2 separate regions of the Homo sapiens genome follow, and region 1 is linked to region 2. A link is an interaction called in ENCODE POLR2A ChIA-PET data of the cell type or tissue named here. Cell type or tissue: GM12878. All regions are shown on one strand.

Region 1 (8,000 bases), 220 kb after region 2:
ATCAGGGAAAATCTTCCTGGGAAGATTGTGTCTAAGCTAACTGAGGAAGGAGTTAACTAGGTAGAAAGAAGAGAAGAATGTTGTGGCACAGGGAACAACTTTAGATTCTGAATATGCTACAGCTAGGGAGAATATCTATTATCTCTAGAATACTAGGGAGAATATTTAATGTCTCACTAGATACTCTCTATCTAGAGATTCTACATATAGTATATCTAGAATATTTATATCTAGAGATACTGGATATTCTCCCTAGCTGTAGCTTATTCAGCTACAAGACCAGGAAGGGAAAAATATAGAAGTGAGCAACAGCCTTTATTGAGTCCTTTCAATGTACTCAAGTTAGTTTTCTCAGAAAGAACAACTTTTGTTTTTACCCATATTTCATCAGTTTCCATACCATCTACATTACATTATTACCAAACACAAAACAGACATAAAGAGATATGTGCAAAAATAAAACTGACTTATGTTAAGCTTGAATGTCACTTGTTGGGAGCAGAATTGAGTGTCTAGATTATCTTCCCAGTTGTAAGAGTTGAGCTTGCAGTACGGTTGGATTCAGTTTGCAGGTATTTTGTTGAGGACTTCTGTGTCTGTGTGCGTCAGGGATATTGGTCTGTAGGGTTTTGTTGTTGTTGTTGTTGTTGTTGTGTCCTTGTCTGGATTGTTTTTTTTTTTTTTTTAAGAGAAGGTTTTGCTCTGTCACCCAGCCTGCAGTGCAGTGACATGAACATGGCTTACTGTAGCCTCGACCTGCTGGCCTCAAGCAGTCTTTCTGTCCAGTCTCCTGAGTAGCTGGGACTACAGGCATGCACCATCACACCTGGCTAATTTTTAAATTTTTTTTGTAGAGATGAGGTCTCACTGTTTTGCCTGAGCTGGTCTTGAACTCCTGAGCTCAAGCTGTCCTGTCGTCTCAGCCTCCCAAAGTGCGGGGATTACAGGCATGAGACGCAGTGCCCGCCCCCTTTTCCAGTTTTGGTATCAGGGTGATACTGGCCTCATAGAATGAGTTAGGGAGAATTCCTTATTCCTTGATTTCTTAGAACAGTTTCAGGAGGATTGGTATTAGTTCTTTTTAGTTCTTTGTATGTTTGATAGAATTTGGCTGTGAATCCATCTAGTCCTGAGCTTTCTTTGTTGGGAGATTTTTTTAAATTACTGATTGAGCCTTGCTACTTGTTATTGATGTGTTCAGGTTTTCTATTTCTTCTTGGTTCAACCTTGAGTGGTTGTATGTTTCTAGGAATTTATCCATTTCCTCTAGGTTTTCTAGTTTGTGAGCATAATTGCTGTTCATAATAGTTTTTGATGATCGTTTGTATTTCTGTGGTATCAGTTGTAACGTCTCCTTTTTCATATCTGATTTTTTTATTTGGGTCTTCTCTCTTTTCTTTGTTACAACCTCTATGGAAAACTGTGTGGAGATTTCTTAAAGAAGTAAAAATGGAACTACCATTTGACCTAGGAATCTACTCAAAGGAAAAGAAATCCACTTATCAAAAAGATATCTGCTCTTGTATGTTTGTTGCAGCACTATTCACAGTAGCAAAGATATGGAATCAACCTAAGTGTCCATCAGTGGAGGAATAGACAAAGACAATGTGGTATATTTGGAATGGAAGACTATTCATGGAATACTATTCAGCCATAAGAAAGAATGAAATTATATCTTTTGCAGCAATGTGGATGGAACTGGAGGACATTATCTTAAGTGAAACAAACCAAGCACAGAAAGTTGAATATTGCATGTTCTCGCTCATAAGTGGGTGCTAAAAATTTGTACACATGGGTGTAGAGAGTGGAAGGATAGACAATGGAGACTCAGAAGGGTGACAGAGTGGGAGCAGGTGAATGACGATAAATTAGTTAATGGGTACAGTGTGTGTTATTTGGGTGATAAATATACGAAAAGCCAACTTGACCACTACACTATCTATGCAGATAACAAAATTGCATATGATACCCCATAAATTTGTACAAATAATAATAATAGAGTTGAGCCATGGGATCAGCCAGTATTCAAGAATTAGCCAGGAAATCAAGAATTTTGGTTGGTCTAGCAAGTCAGTTAGGCAGAGTTCAATTAAGCCAGCATCTATGGTAATTATAGTTTTGGGAGTTGATGAGGTCATTGAGGGAGGGAAGAGGGTCAAAGTCCAGAATCTGAGGAACACCACCAATTAAGGGACGGACAGAGGCCGACAAACCAGCCACCAAGGCGAACTAGTTAGAAACAAGCTTTTCAGTAGCCTCAGTTTTCAGATTTTGAGGACTTTGAATTTGATCTTTATATTTAGCCTTTGGCAAGCTTCCAGCAGCAGCATTGTTTAACCTAGCTTCTCTCAAATTTATTTTGCTATTGAAGACTTTTTTTTACTTAACTGTAGTTTATATTCTGCATCCTATAAAACAAGTAGGAACATACTTGGGAAACACTGCTGTATACAGGCAGAAAGGAGCAACAGAAGGAATTTATAGAGTAGTCATATGATTAGCTTTTAGTTTAAAAGGTGCTTTTGTTAGTCCTGAACAGACAAGATTCCAGAGAGGGGTGACAGGATGTTTGGGAGACCAACTAGATGCCCTGTGATAATCCAGGAGAAAGTTGATGGGGGTCTGAATTTAGGCAGTGCCGGTGGAGTGGAAAAAGGACAGTTCATTATATGTTTTGGGAGAAGTGACATGATTTGGTAGCTAGATATGAGAGGTAAGGAAGGAGGAGTCTAAGATGACTCTGGTTTCTGTTTGGGTGACTAGGGGGATGAGTTGTACAGCCACTATGCAGATTAGGGAATAGAGGAGGTCGTGCAAGTTTGGAGGGAAGGTGATGAATTCAGTTTTGGACATGTAGTATGTAGGTGTATGTGCTTAGCAAGTGTTTAGTCACGCAGATTTGGAGCTTGGGAGAAAGGGTGGTGTTGAAGAGGGCTTTAGAAATAATTCATAGTTAAAATCACAGGTTGAGGTGACTTCACCTATGGAAGTGTAAGAAATTAGAGGGAGGTCAAGGATAGAATTCTGATTTAGACAGAAAGGGGTGATCATCTTGAAACTATTAATCATTTATTAGATATCTGTTAGACACTGTTTTAAGCATGTTACAGATGTTATTTCAGATTAAACCTCGTGAAGGTATGTCTCCATCTTACAAATGAATGATTTGAAGCTTAAAGGATAAGTCTTTAGCCTCCTTGGTCATACATCTGTCTTATTAAGATCTAGGCTTTTCTCACATTGCTACATTGCCTTTTGCAAAGAAGTAATAGTTAAAGAAGTAGTAAGAGAACAAAGAGACTGGAACTGTGGTACCCAGGATGAGAGCCATTGAAGGAGTTGTTAGCTCTGTGTGGCGCTACTGAGAGGTTAAGAAAGGACGGAGTACCCTTTGGTACCCTTGGGATCAAGTCAGTGTGAGCGTCATTGATGATGGCACAGCCTTGTGTTGGAATTTGTTTGCTGTGGACCGGAGCCAGCATAGTTGATTGATTTATATACCACCTCCCCAGGTTGTGTTTTCATTGAATGACTAAAGATGCCCAGAAAAGAAGGAAAAAGCAATAACCTTTTACAAATTAAATAATGTTAAATACTCAGTAAGAATTTTATGAAAACTTTCCTTCATGATCTAATAATTTAAATGTACTGGTGGGAACTACATTTGGGAAGATGATGTCGTTCTGCCAGTTAGCTATTGCTGCTTAGACAGGAAAGGGAGGGGAAGATCTTATTTGTGGACCACATCACTGCAGAGCTCTCGTAACCCCGCTGCTCTGCTGACAGAAGCTGAGTCAGAGAAGAGATGCAGACTGTGCTATAGGCAGTCATGGCCCAGTTCAGGATTTTAGACTGCATGATCAACCACAATTGGAGTTTGTTGTGCAATCTGTATTGTGCATGGAGTGGTCAGGTTTGTTTCATAAGTGTGTATGTATATATTTGCTTTTTAATTCAAAACTGCTATGATGTATAAAGCAAAAGTAAATCAGGATATAAAAACACTGTCTTCTTGTAAGAGTAGGAAAGTAATCTTTTAGAATTTTTTTTTTGTCAAAATACCTGTTTAATGTGATAAATCTAATGATCTGAATTACTTTAAAAGAATTAAGTTAATTCTTAAGTAGCACAGATGAGACTATTTGCAGAGCTTTAAGTGGTGGAGGAGGGGAAGTTAGAATGAATTACTTAAAAGTGGCCAACAATTAAAGCAATATAATTGTAACATAAATGTTACATATTTTTGAAGGCATCTGACATTGTATTTATTAGAAAGTAGGCAAGATTTTGGAGTGAGTTGCTTTTTAGCTAGTTTTTCAGTTTTAGTGAAATATGGTTCTTGAGTTCTTTCACAGTGGGATTAAATGGAAGTACTTTTTAAAACTTTTTTGATTACTAGTCTGTTTAGAAAATGGTTATTTTGCAATAGAGAAAATCTGCTAGGTTAGCTATTGTCTGCTTTTGAGTGTTCTTCCCTAAGAAGCAAAAGCTCTTATTTTTCCCTTTATCCCTCGATCAACATTGTTATTATCAGACCTTTGTTGTTAATCGTAGATAATATTGTACAAATTCAGCATAATGGCTTCTTTTACAGAATAGAAAGCAACGTGAATGATAGCTTTTGTTCCAGTTATCAGTGAATCTTTAAAAACTATGAATTATTTACCTCGTAGGTTATTCATCACTTTGTGGGTATTTGTCTTCCTTACTAAAAACAAGTTATTTAATATTGTTTGAAATTTAAAAGGAAAACAGTTGAAAATGTAATTGAAAGCAATGAATGATAAATAAAGCACACTGACCATGCTTGCCCCAGCCCCAACCATTTCTCAGTTCTTCCATAACTGTGATGTGAGCTTCTTCGTTTATGATATGGAATTAGTTCCCAGTGGTACTTTGGGGTGTCCAATACTTTTCTTTATGTACTGTTTTCTCTATTCTGGAATGGTGAAAAAATATTTTCATAGTTTAGGCTGGGCATAATAGACTAATGTATCAGAGAAATCAGAGATGGAGAAGGTCATTTAGTCTCTGTTTGTTTCACCGTAAGATTGATCCCTCAATGCACTTTCTAGTCTGTGCCTAATGGATTTACATTACCGTAAAAAATATGGATTTTGAATGGCTGCTAAGAGGATAAAAGAAGATAGATACTGGAATTATCTTAACATGTAAAATTCATAATACCAGGAGCCTAACGAAGCTGAAACTTAAAATTTTTTAGCGTTTAGTGACTAGTTTACAGCAATTACTAAACTCATTAGTTAGTCTCATCATCAGAAAACTTTCTAGTTTGAGGTCTGAGACCTTTTTAAGACGTCTTCATTCTGGGTAATCCCAAAGGAATTTAATTTGAGTTGCAATAGAATCTAGGGGTGCATTGATCCAGTAAGCCAGCGATATCAAAAGTGCTTTTTTGGATGTGCCTTGGCCTGGGGTTTTTTGCTAGGATTGTTGTTGCTACCATCCTTGTGGTTTAGGTCTGATAATCAGCCATTTAGTTGCCAATGTCTCTGAGAAGAAGAGTTTTTAGGCCAGGCATAATGGCTCATGCCTGTAATACCAGCACCTTGGGAGGATCACTTGAGCCCAGGAGTTCGAGAGCAGCCTGGCCAACATGGAGAAACCCTATCTCTACCAAAAATAGAAAAATTACCACCAGACGCGGTGGCTCACACCTGTAATCCTAGCACTTTGGGAGGCCAAGGTGGGCAGATTGCCTGATCTCAGGAGTTCGAGACCAGCCTGGGCAACATGGCAAAACCCTGTCTCTACTAAAAATACAAAAAAAATTAGCCAGGCGTGGTGGCATGTGCCTAATAATCCCAGCTGCTTGGGAGGCTGAGGCATGAGAATCGCTTGAACCTGGGAGGCGGAGGTTGCAGTGAGCCGAGATTGTGCCACTGTACTCTGGCCTGGCAGTGGAGCGAGACTCTGTCTCAAAAAAGAAAAAAAAAAATAGAAAAATAAGTCAGGCATGGTGGTGTGCACCTATAGTCCCAGCTACTCGGGAGGCTGAGGTGGGAGGATCACCTGAGCGTGGGATGTGGAGGTTGCAGTGAGCTGAGAATGGGCCACTGCACTGCAGCCTGGGCCACAGAGTGAGACCCTGTCTCAAAAAAAAAAAAAAAAAAAGAAAAGAAAAAATGTAGAACTTAGCATAAAGTAAAAATGGCATATGACATCTCCTGTGGCTTCTGTGTCACCACTTAAAGTATTTGGTGGAGGTCACAAAATCAGTACTTTGGGAGCCAGGCAGTTGAAGAGTAAAGAAAGTGAGTGGATCACAGTCAGGGGTTAGACAATAGAGGCTGGTGGAGACCATGGATAACTAGAGATTTGGCTTTAGGAGATTGTTGTCATGTTGTACCCACTGTTGTCAGATCATTTAGATTTCAAGAGAAGCTGAAAATTTGAATTTTCATGTTAACGTGTCCTAATTTTTAAATGTTGATGACTAATTCAAGGTTTTCAAAATAGTGAGATCTAAGCAAAATACATCTGCTGACCAGATGTGGCTCTAGGCTTTTAGTGTGTAACCTCTTGTTTATAGGAATACTTAGGACAGCACTTGGTTTCTTTGAGTTTCACCGTTGAAGCTAAGCAGTAATCAAGGATGCTGCCGGATACCCTTGGAAAGCTTATGGTATAGGTCGGAAAGAAGTATGGGTGAGAGAAAACAAGTCGCAGAAAAGGCAGGATGGGAAGGAAGGAGAACAACTGAAGGAGACAGACAAAAGAAATGATACCATGGGAAGTGGGAGAGTGGCCATCATGTTTCTCAGGTTGCATACTGAGAATTCTGCAAGGTAACATTACTTATTAAATATTACCACTGTTGTATGGAGGCAGTATAGTGTTATAGTTGAAAGTGCAGAGTTTAGTGCCCAAGAACTGAATTCAAGGCCTGGAGTTGTTCCTGGCTCTGTGGCAGTGGTATGGCTTGAGTGTTACTTGCCTTCTCCTCTCTGACAGTACCAACATCAGGGATTGTTGTGAAGTTTAAAATGAGATAACCTGGATATAGCATTTAACATAGTGCTGGCGTGTTGAGTGCTTAATACATGCTTACAATTATTATTAGCGTATTCTAAGTTGGTATAGGTGATGTTATATGAGATTTACATTAAAAGTAAAGAGATGGTAGTAAAAAATCCATTAATTTAATTTTAAAAATTACAAATGCATGGTCACTTGTAAAAACTGGAAAATTAAAATTGGTTTACTTAATTAAATCCTTCAAATTCAACTCCTGTTAATATATTGATACTGCCATTTTTTTTCACCCAGTGTGTCTAGTTTGTGTGTGGGTTTTACAAGTTGGAATATTATGTACACTTTTCCATTTTAGGACATCATTTTCAATGCCTATATAATATAGAGTGTAAAGTACAGTGTATAATATTATACACTATAATATAAACTATGTATTATGTGTGTGTGTATATATATTGAAACCATTTATCTGTTGAACATTTAAATTGCTTCCAGTGTTCTGCTCTTATAATGTGTGGTGAATATCTTTGTGTTTTAAACTGTTTCCTGTTCAGGATTATTTTCATAGGATACAGTCTTAGAGGTGAAATTACTGGGTCATAGTGACACTATTTTTAGGATATAACTTTAATAACAGCCTGGGCAATATAGTGAGACCTCATCTTTACAAAACAATTAGCTGAGTATAGTAGTGCACACCTGTAGTCCCAGATATTTGGGAGGCTGAGGTGGGGCAATTGCTTGAGCCGGGGAAGTGGAGGTTGCAGTGAACCGAGATTCTGCCACTGCACTCCAGCCTGGGTGACAGAGCAAGACCTTGTCTCAAAAAACCAAAAAACAAAAAACCAAAAAAAAAACCTTAAAACAATACATTTTTTGTATTCTGAAGATCTTAGAGAGGTGATTGTTCTTGGGCTTCTTGACAGATGAGTGAATTTTAAAAAGTTGTAGATTACAATACTGGTTATTCCCATACCACAATTAAGAATGGAGGTATTGGCCAG
Region 2 (8,000 bases):
TTCTACAAAATAACACATTAGAATTTTATCAAGATTGCCTTGAATCTATAGATCAATTTGGGGGGAATTGACATTGTAACACTATTTAGTCTTCCATTCCATGAACACGGTATATCTCCTAATTTATTTAGATCTTATTTCAGTGTTTTCTGGTTTTCAAGTGTCAGATCTTAGGCATATTTGGTTAGATATATACTTATATATTTAATGATTTTGATCCTATTATATTCAGTAAGTTTTTCTTTGAATTTCAAATTCCAATTATTTATGGGTAGTATTTAGAAATACTATTAATTTTGTATATTGAATCCTATGACTTATGAAACTCACTTATGAGTTCTAATAGCTTTTTCATAGATTCTTTTGGGTTTTCTATGAAGATAATAATTTCTTCCTTAAATAGAGATGATTTTGCTTCTTCCTTTATACTTACAGACCTTTTATTTCTTTTTATTGCATGATCATGCCAGTTAGGACCTCCTATACACTCCTGAATATGAATGGTGGGAGAAAACATCCTTGCCTTGTTTTCAGTCAGTATAATACTGACTGTTGGTTTTTTGAAGATGTTCTTTATCAGGTTAAGGAAGCTCCTTCTATTCCTAGTTTTGCAAGAGGTTTTTTCATATTTTCTTAAAAAATTATGAATGAATATCATCAGTGCTTTTTCTAGAGATGTTGATATGGTAAAATACATTGATTGGTTTGCTAATGTTGGACTATCTTTCCATTAATGTAATATAATGACATATTATCCTTTTCATGTATTGGTGGATTCAACTTGCTAATTTTTTGAGGAATTTTGCATTTAAGTGCTTGGAGGATATTAAACCATAGTTTTTTGTTTTTTTTTTTTCTTATAGTGCCTTTTTCTGATTCTGGTATCAGGCTTATATTGGTCTTTTAAAATAAACTGGGAAGTATTTTCTCCTCATCTTTTTTTCAGAAGAGTTTGTGTAGAATTAGTACTAATTCGTCTTTGGTATTTGGTAGAATTCACCAGTAAAACCATCTTGACATGGAGCTTTCTTTGTCAGAAGATTTTTTTAATTGGAATTAAGTTTATTTAGTAGATATGGGAGTATTCAGGCTAATAGTTTTCTCACTCTTTAATAGTTTGTGTCTTTCAAGGCATTTGTCCATTTTATCTAGTTTTTACATTTCTGGACATAAAGTTGTTTATAATATTCCCTTATTATCTTTAATCTCTGTAGTGATATTCTCTCTTTCAGTCCTGATAGTATTAAATTGTATCTTCTGTCTCTTTCCTTTTCTTCACCAGTATGCCTAAAGGTTTTTCAATTTTTTTATTCTTTCAAAGAACCAATTTGTTGCTTTCTCGATTTTCTCTTTTGTGTTTATGTTTTCAGTTTCATTGATTTATGCTTTTATGTTATTTCCTTCCTTCTGTTTGTTTTGGGGTTAATTTTCTTTTATTTTCCTAGTTTCATAAAATGAAAGTTGAGTTCATAGATTTGAGATTTTCTTATTTTCTAATACAAACATATAATGCTGTAAGTTTTCCTTTAAGTACTTCTTTAGCTGCCTCTATACATTTTGATATATTGTGTTCATTTTCATTCAATTCAAACTATTTTCTAATTTCCTCTTTCACTCATTGGTTGTCTCGTGTTGTTTAATTTTCAAGTATTTGGGGGATTTTCCATACATAATTCCTGTATTGTTTCTAGTTGAATTCTGTTGCAGAAACTGTATTTTGTATGATTCCAATTCTTTTAAATTTTTTGAGGCTTGTTCTATGGCCCAGGATATATTTTATATTGCGGAAACTATCACCATTGTAATCCATGTCAAACTAAATACTACTATTTCTTTCTAATTTCTCATACCTTTTCCTTGCGTATTTCTCTAAACAGCACCTCTTAAGGGTGACCACTGAAAAAATAGGAATGTTATTTATAATTTTTCAGCTAGTAAAGAGGATGAAAAGGAATAAAGGAAACTCCAAACTTGATTAATTCAATAGTAGACACAAAATAAGAAACAGGCAGCCTTATTATATTTGTACTACACATAATGAAACAGACACCTGAGATGTTCAGTAACATGCCCAAGGTCAAGCAGCATGTAAGTGGTGGATCTAGTATTTAAATCAAAGTTCCACGCCAGAGCTCAAGACTGTGACCACTGGAGTGTACAGTCTCCCTAGAGATGTGTTGAGATAAATTAGGCTAAAAGGAAGAACATTTGACCAAATGAATCAGCATTATTTTTTCTTGAGCTTTATTTTGACATTCACCTAACCCGGCTAAGCCAGCTTCTATTATTGCTGGAAGAATGACAATATCCATAAATAGACAATTACCTGCTTTTTTTTCTGAAATGTTTTATATGTTGAATTAATAAGCTATCAAGTAGTACCTTCTAAGAAAATGAATATTAACACTGGGTTTTTCTGTAAATTATGGAAAACTATGCTTTGCTTTTCCTCTTTCTGCCCTGCACCATGGAGATACTCCACAAGACATGAACTTTCACTCTACCTGCTTGTTCTCTGGATTCACTTAAAGCTTGCTTGCTGCTTTTAGGAGGCCAAATCCAGAAAAATTCGGAAAGAACCTTGAGCTTCAGGCTTCATACTAACTCCTGAGCATATAGAGACTCGAATCAAAGAGAAACAGGCATAATTCAGCAGTCCCTTGAGCTACCCGATTGTGTGTGTGTGTGTGTGTTTGTGTGTGTGTACATGTGTTTAGAGGCAGGGTCTCGCTCCATCACCCAGGCTGCAGTACAGTTGTGTGATCATAGCTCACTGCAACTTCAACCTCCCTGGGATCAAATGATCCTCCTGCCTCAACTTCCCAAACAGCTAGGACTGCAATCAGATTTAGTGTGTTTTGAGAAAGCTCTATCAGGGTGGAAGTGGGAGGCCTTTTGGGATATCTATTCTAAGGGACTTTGAGTGGAAAAACAGGAGGATTTGAGGGAAGTATTGTTAGGTGCCAGCAAGTGACTTTTTAGACAGCTTTTTTGTATGTGGATGCATTATTTGCCAAGTTTTTTCCCTTTATTCTCTCTCAAATGTTGCCCTGGTTTAAAAGCTCATTAATTTATATGCAATCCAATGTGAGGATAAAGTGTAATTCAGAGGTGCAACATTCTGATCTCATTGTTTCCCACCAATTTGGTTAGCTAACCTCTGTACAAAATACAATCTTCAAACTACAACTTCAAGGCTTTAAAAATTGAGGATGAATGTTATTTTAGGCAAGCCACAGTTGCCCTAGATCCTGCCCCATGTTGTTTGAATGTGCCCTGCTTTGTATGAATAATTCCTGCATGTTGGCAACACCAAGAGATTTTTTGGAGCTAAAATACAACTCACAGTGTAACCACAGTAGGGCCGAGAGATTTGCCACACAGGGGATGTGGGCCCCTGGGGAAGCTGGCGTTCGTATTAAAGAAGCTCATTAGAGCTAAGGGTTAGCCACAAACCTGCTCCCTTGAGGGAAGAGAAACGCTAAATACATTTTTTCTCTCTCATTCCCACAGTTCAGAACAAAGGGTTTAAATCAGTCAGCTCTTGTTATCTGTGCTTGTGAGGAATGGGAACAGAATGGATAAGCCAGGTTCAGTGTCTTTAGTTTTAGTGAGTAGTCTTTACCCTACACCAGGGTGAACTTTTGCTGAACTGTTTCCAAGTAGCAAGGGTGCCTGGAATTGAAAGCCTCCCTTTCTTTCTTTCTTTCTTTCTTTTTTTTTTTTTTTGAGACGGAGTCTGCCTCTGTCGCCTAGGCTGGAGTGCAGTGGCTGCGATCTCGACTCACTGCAAGCTCCGCCTCCTGGGTTCACCCCATTCTCCTGCCTCAGCCTCCCGAATAGCTGGGACTACAGGCGCCCGCCACCACGCCCGGCTAATTTTTTTGTAGTTTTTTAGTAGAGACAGGGTTTCACCGTGTTAGTCAGGATGGTCTCTATCTCCTGACCTCGTGATCTGCCTGTCTCGGCCTCCCAAAGTGCTGAGATTACAGGCGTGAGCCACTGCGCTCAGCCGAAAGCTTCTTTTTCTTGGCACGGTGGCTCACACCTGTAATCCCAGCACTTTGGGAGGCCGAGATGGGCCAATTACCTGAGGTCAGGAGTTCCAGGCCAGCCTGGCCAACATGGTGAAACCCCATCTCTACTAAAAATACAAAAATTAGCTGGGCGTGGTGGTGGGCACGTGTAATCCCAGCTACTTGGGAGGCTGAGGCAATAGAATCACTTGAACCCGGGAGGTGGAGGTTGCAGTGAGTTGAGATTGTGCCACTGCACTCCGGCCTGGGCAACAGAGCGAGACTCTGTCTTAAGAGAAAAAAAGAAAAAGAAAGCCTCCTTTTCTTTCTGAGACAGGAAATCTGTGTTTAGCAGAGTCTCACCTTGGGCTTTGGGTGAAGAAAAAAGACTCCAATTCTTTGAAGATAGTAGAAGAGTTCCTCAGTTGTGGGGGGGTGCCAGATGGGTCCAAAGTAGGTTTATAGGTAAGCACATGCACACACACATACATATTTTTAAGTAAAAATGGAGAGGAAAAATAAAGAAATAGGAAAATAGAAGAAAATAAAGGACTAGAAGAGGGAAGATGAGAGACCACAAAAATTCTAAAACTTACCATATTTCACTAAATCTAAAGGCATCATAGATTGTTACTTTATGTACCACTATGAAAGAAAAAATGCTCTAAATTAAGCCATGATTTGACATGGATTGTATGTAAGATGCATCTTGATTTGGGAGATATTATAACAAAAAATGTGTAACTTGGAGTTAGTGAAAATTGGTAGCGCCTCATCTTTTTCAGCAATTTTATTTGCAAGTGTTCAAATAGCTGAAATATAACAGAAAACATTGTCTTTACTCTTTGGTCATTTAAAAATCTTGGGTCCTGTGCCGGGTGCAATAGCTCACGCCTGTAGGATCCCAGCACTTTGGGAGGCTGAGGCAGGCAGATCACAGGGTCAAGAGATAGAGTCCATTCTGGCCAACATGGTGAAACCTCACCTCTACTAAAAGCACAAAAATTAGCTGGACGTGGTGGTGTACACCTGTAGTCCCAGCTACTCGGGAGGCTGAGGCAGGAGAATCTCTTGAACCCAGGAGGTGGAGGTTGCAGTGAGCCAAGACTGCGCCACTGCACTCCAGCCTGGTGACAGAGCAAGACTCTGTCTCAAAAAAAAAAAAAAAAAAATTGGGTCCCGCAATATCACTTCAATACTCTTTTGCAAACAGTTGGGTATTTCCTTTGAAGCTACAGATTTTTTCCATGTTAGTGTCTAAAATATTTTTTAACATCCTCAAAACATTTTTGCAGACTTCAAAGGGAGAGTTATTAACTAAAGAGTACATCAGGAATAGGCCTGGGTGGTTTGAATCAGTTCATATAAATCATTAAAAATTAATCAGAAGTATTTATGAAAACCAGAACATAATTTCTCTGTGACCTCTGGATAGAAACGCTGAAACATCTGTCTTATTCCTATGTGTACTGAAACAAAGAGTATTGACAGTCCTGTTTTCTCTTTGACTTTTGGTTTTTAAGAGGTATTTATGATGGGCTTTCAGCAGGGCATGGATGAAGAAACTTGGCATGAAACAAATATCTAGTTTGGCCTAAAAAGAGATCATCTAGCATTGCTCTAGGCAAGTTTACTCTGAGATAGTTAATTCTATGAAGTGAAATTTTTTTTTAAAGTGAAACCAAAGCCCATTTATGTAATAAGGTTAATCTCAGTATTTTTTGTTATCACTCCTTACAGCCTTTTTATTTTATAAATATCCATGCATTTTCTTGACATACATTCTTCATATTCAAATTTATTCCTCTAGAGAGATTCTCATTAGAGTTTGTTTTTCCTTGTGAAAAGCAAACACTGAGAGGGAAAATAAGAGAATGATGCAGAAGGAATTATTAAATTATAGTATCAATCCAGTGTTGAGAGATCACTCTGGGGACAGAGCTGTGCTCAACTTAGCTGACTGCAACAGGCTGGGGTTGAATCCAGGACCAGGAACAGGACCCGGCCCTGGAGCAGACATCTCGGGGAATGGACTCACTCTGCTACAGATGTGAGTTGAAGTCCAGTGCAGCAGGGGTCATAAGTAGTTGAAAGATGGATGAAATGGCCGGACGCAGTGGCTCATGCCTGTAATCCCGGCACTTTGGGAGGCCGAGACAGGCAGATCACTTCAGCTCCGGAGTTCGAGACCAGCCTGGGCAACATGGTGAAATGCCAGCTCTACTGAAAATACAAAAATTAGCCAGGTATGGTGGCGGGCGCCTGTAGTCCCAGCTACTCAGGAGGCTGGGAAGGTTGCAGTGAGCTGAGATTGTGCCACTGCACTCCAACCAGGGTAACAGAATGAGACTCCGTCTCAAAAAAAGATGGATGAAAGATCACAGCCTTCAGAACTCCAAGTATTAGGTAGCCAGTATCAGCCCACTTGTGTATGTTGGTACCACTGCTAATAAAACATAATATTCACTGAGTACTTAGGGCCAACTATTGTCCTAAGTGCTTTATATCTATTAGCTTATTAAGCCCTTGCAAGATCCTTATAAAGTTTCACAGGTAAGAGCATGGAGGCCAGAGGGGTTAGCTGGGTTCCCAAGAACACACAGCTAGAAGTGACATCCAAACTAGGTCCTTTAACACCATGTCTGTCTCCTGGATCTGTGGAAGAGGAAAAGGACTCCAGTCCCTAGGAGGTGGACTGGCAGGAGAAGAAAGCCCTCTAGTTCTGCAGGAGTACTGGGCAAGTTCCCAGGAAGAGACGTGGGCACAGGACAAGGGACAAATCCAGAGCACACAGTGGATACTGGAACTTGGGAACAGAGCAGAAAGACCAAAACCATTGTGAGAGGCATAACATTCAGTTGCTGGGCATCAGACTCCAGTTGGCTGCCTAGCAGTTCCACAGAGTTCCAACCCCACCTAAGGTCGGATTTCTTCCTAGCGATTTGATGAGGTCGAGCCAGTAGATGAAGTGGGGATAGGATAGGGAGCAAGTGACTTAACAGTTAGGAGGGAGGAAGCTGGAAACTAGGAAGGGTCAGACCCACAAGAAAGTGTATGTGTTATTAGTATTAATCACAACAGATGCCTGAAGATTTCAGTTGTATTTCACGTTGTCTGCATTTCCTCCGTTTATCATTTGAAAGCTTGCTGGTCCCATGAAACTTAAGCATGCTATGTATATATACAAAAAATATGCTTGTATTAATCTGTTCTCATGCTGCTAATAAATACATAACTGAAACTGGGTAATTTATAAAGGAAAGAGGTTTATTTATTTTTTTAATTATATTTTAAGTTCTAGGGTACATGTGCACAATGTGCAGGTTTGTTACATAGGTATACATGTGCCATGTTGGTTTGCTGCACCCATTGACTCGACATTTACATTAGTTATTTCTCCTAATGCTATCCCTCCGCCAGCCCCCGACACCCCCTCCACAGGCCTCAATGTGTGATGTTCCCCGCCCTGTGTCCATGTGTTCTCATTGTTCAACTCCCACCTATGAGTGAGAACATGCAGTGTTTGGTTTTCTGTCCTTGTGATAGTTTGCTAAAAATGATGGTTTCCAGCCTCATCCATGTCCCTGCAAAGGACATGAACTCATCCTTTTTTATGGCTGCATAGTATTCCATAGTGTATATGTGCCACATTTTCTTAATCCAGTCTATCATTGATGGACATTTGAGTTGGTTCCAAGTCTTTGCTATTGTGAAGAGTGCCACAATAAACATATGTGTGCATGTGTCTTTATAGTAGCATGATTTATAATCCTTTGGGTATATACCCAGTAATGGGATCCCTGGGTCAAAGGTATTTCTAGTTCTAGATCCTTGAGGAATCACCACACTGTCTTCCACAATAGTTGAACTAATTTACACTCCCACCAACAATGTAAAAGTGTTCCTATTTCTCCATATCCTCTCCAGCATCTGTTGTTTCCTGACTTTTTAATGATAGCCATTCTAACTGGAGTGAGATGTTAT

Evidence for each region. ChIA-PET counts read pairs that join two places held together with the same protein. Peaks named below come from ENCODE experiments on the same cell type or tissue, not always from the same donor. Only the 100,000 strongest peaks of a DNase experiment are listed, where the experiment ranks them.
Region 1: POLR2A ChIA-PET joins it to region 2 with 17 read pairs; 2 of 35 experiments call an interaction of 5 or more read pairs at or near these places.

The regions. Positions count from the first base shown.
Region 1 is chr10:24,702,425-24,710,424 of GRCh38, reverse strand. The region is part of intron 2 of ARHGAP21 (Rho GTPase activating protein 21); the gene reads left to right. Among named protein-coding and RNA genes, the nearest start is that of ARHGAP21, 17 kb to the left of the region's middle. In GM12878, no CTCF peak of the experiment used is centred here; no DNase peak of the experiment used is centred here.
Region 2 is chr10:24,924,770-24,932,769 of GRCh38, reverse strand. The region is part of intron 3 of PRTFDC1 (phosphoribosyl transferase domain containing 1); the gene reads left to right. Among named protein-coding and RNA genes, the nearest start is that of PRTFDC1, 24 kb to the left of the region's middle. In GM12878, no CTCF peak of the experiment used is centred here; DNase peaks (open chromatin) are centred at 2,149 and 3,449.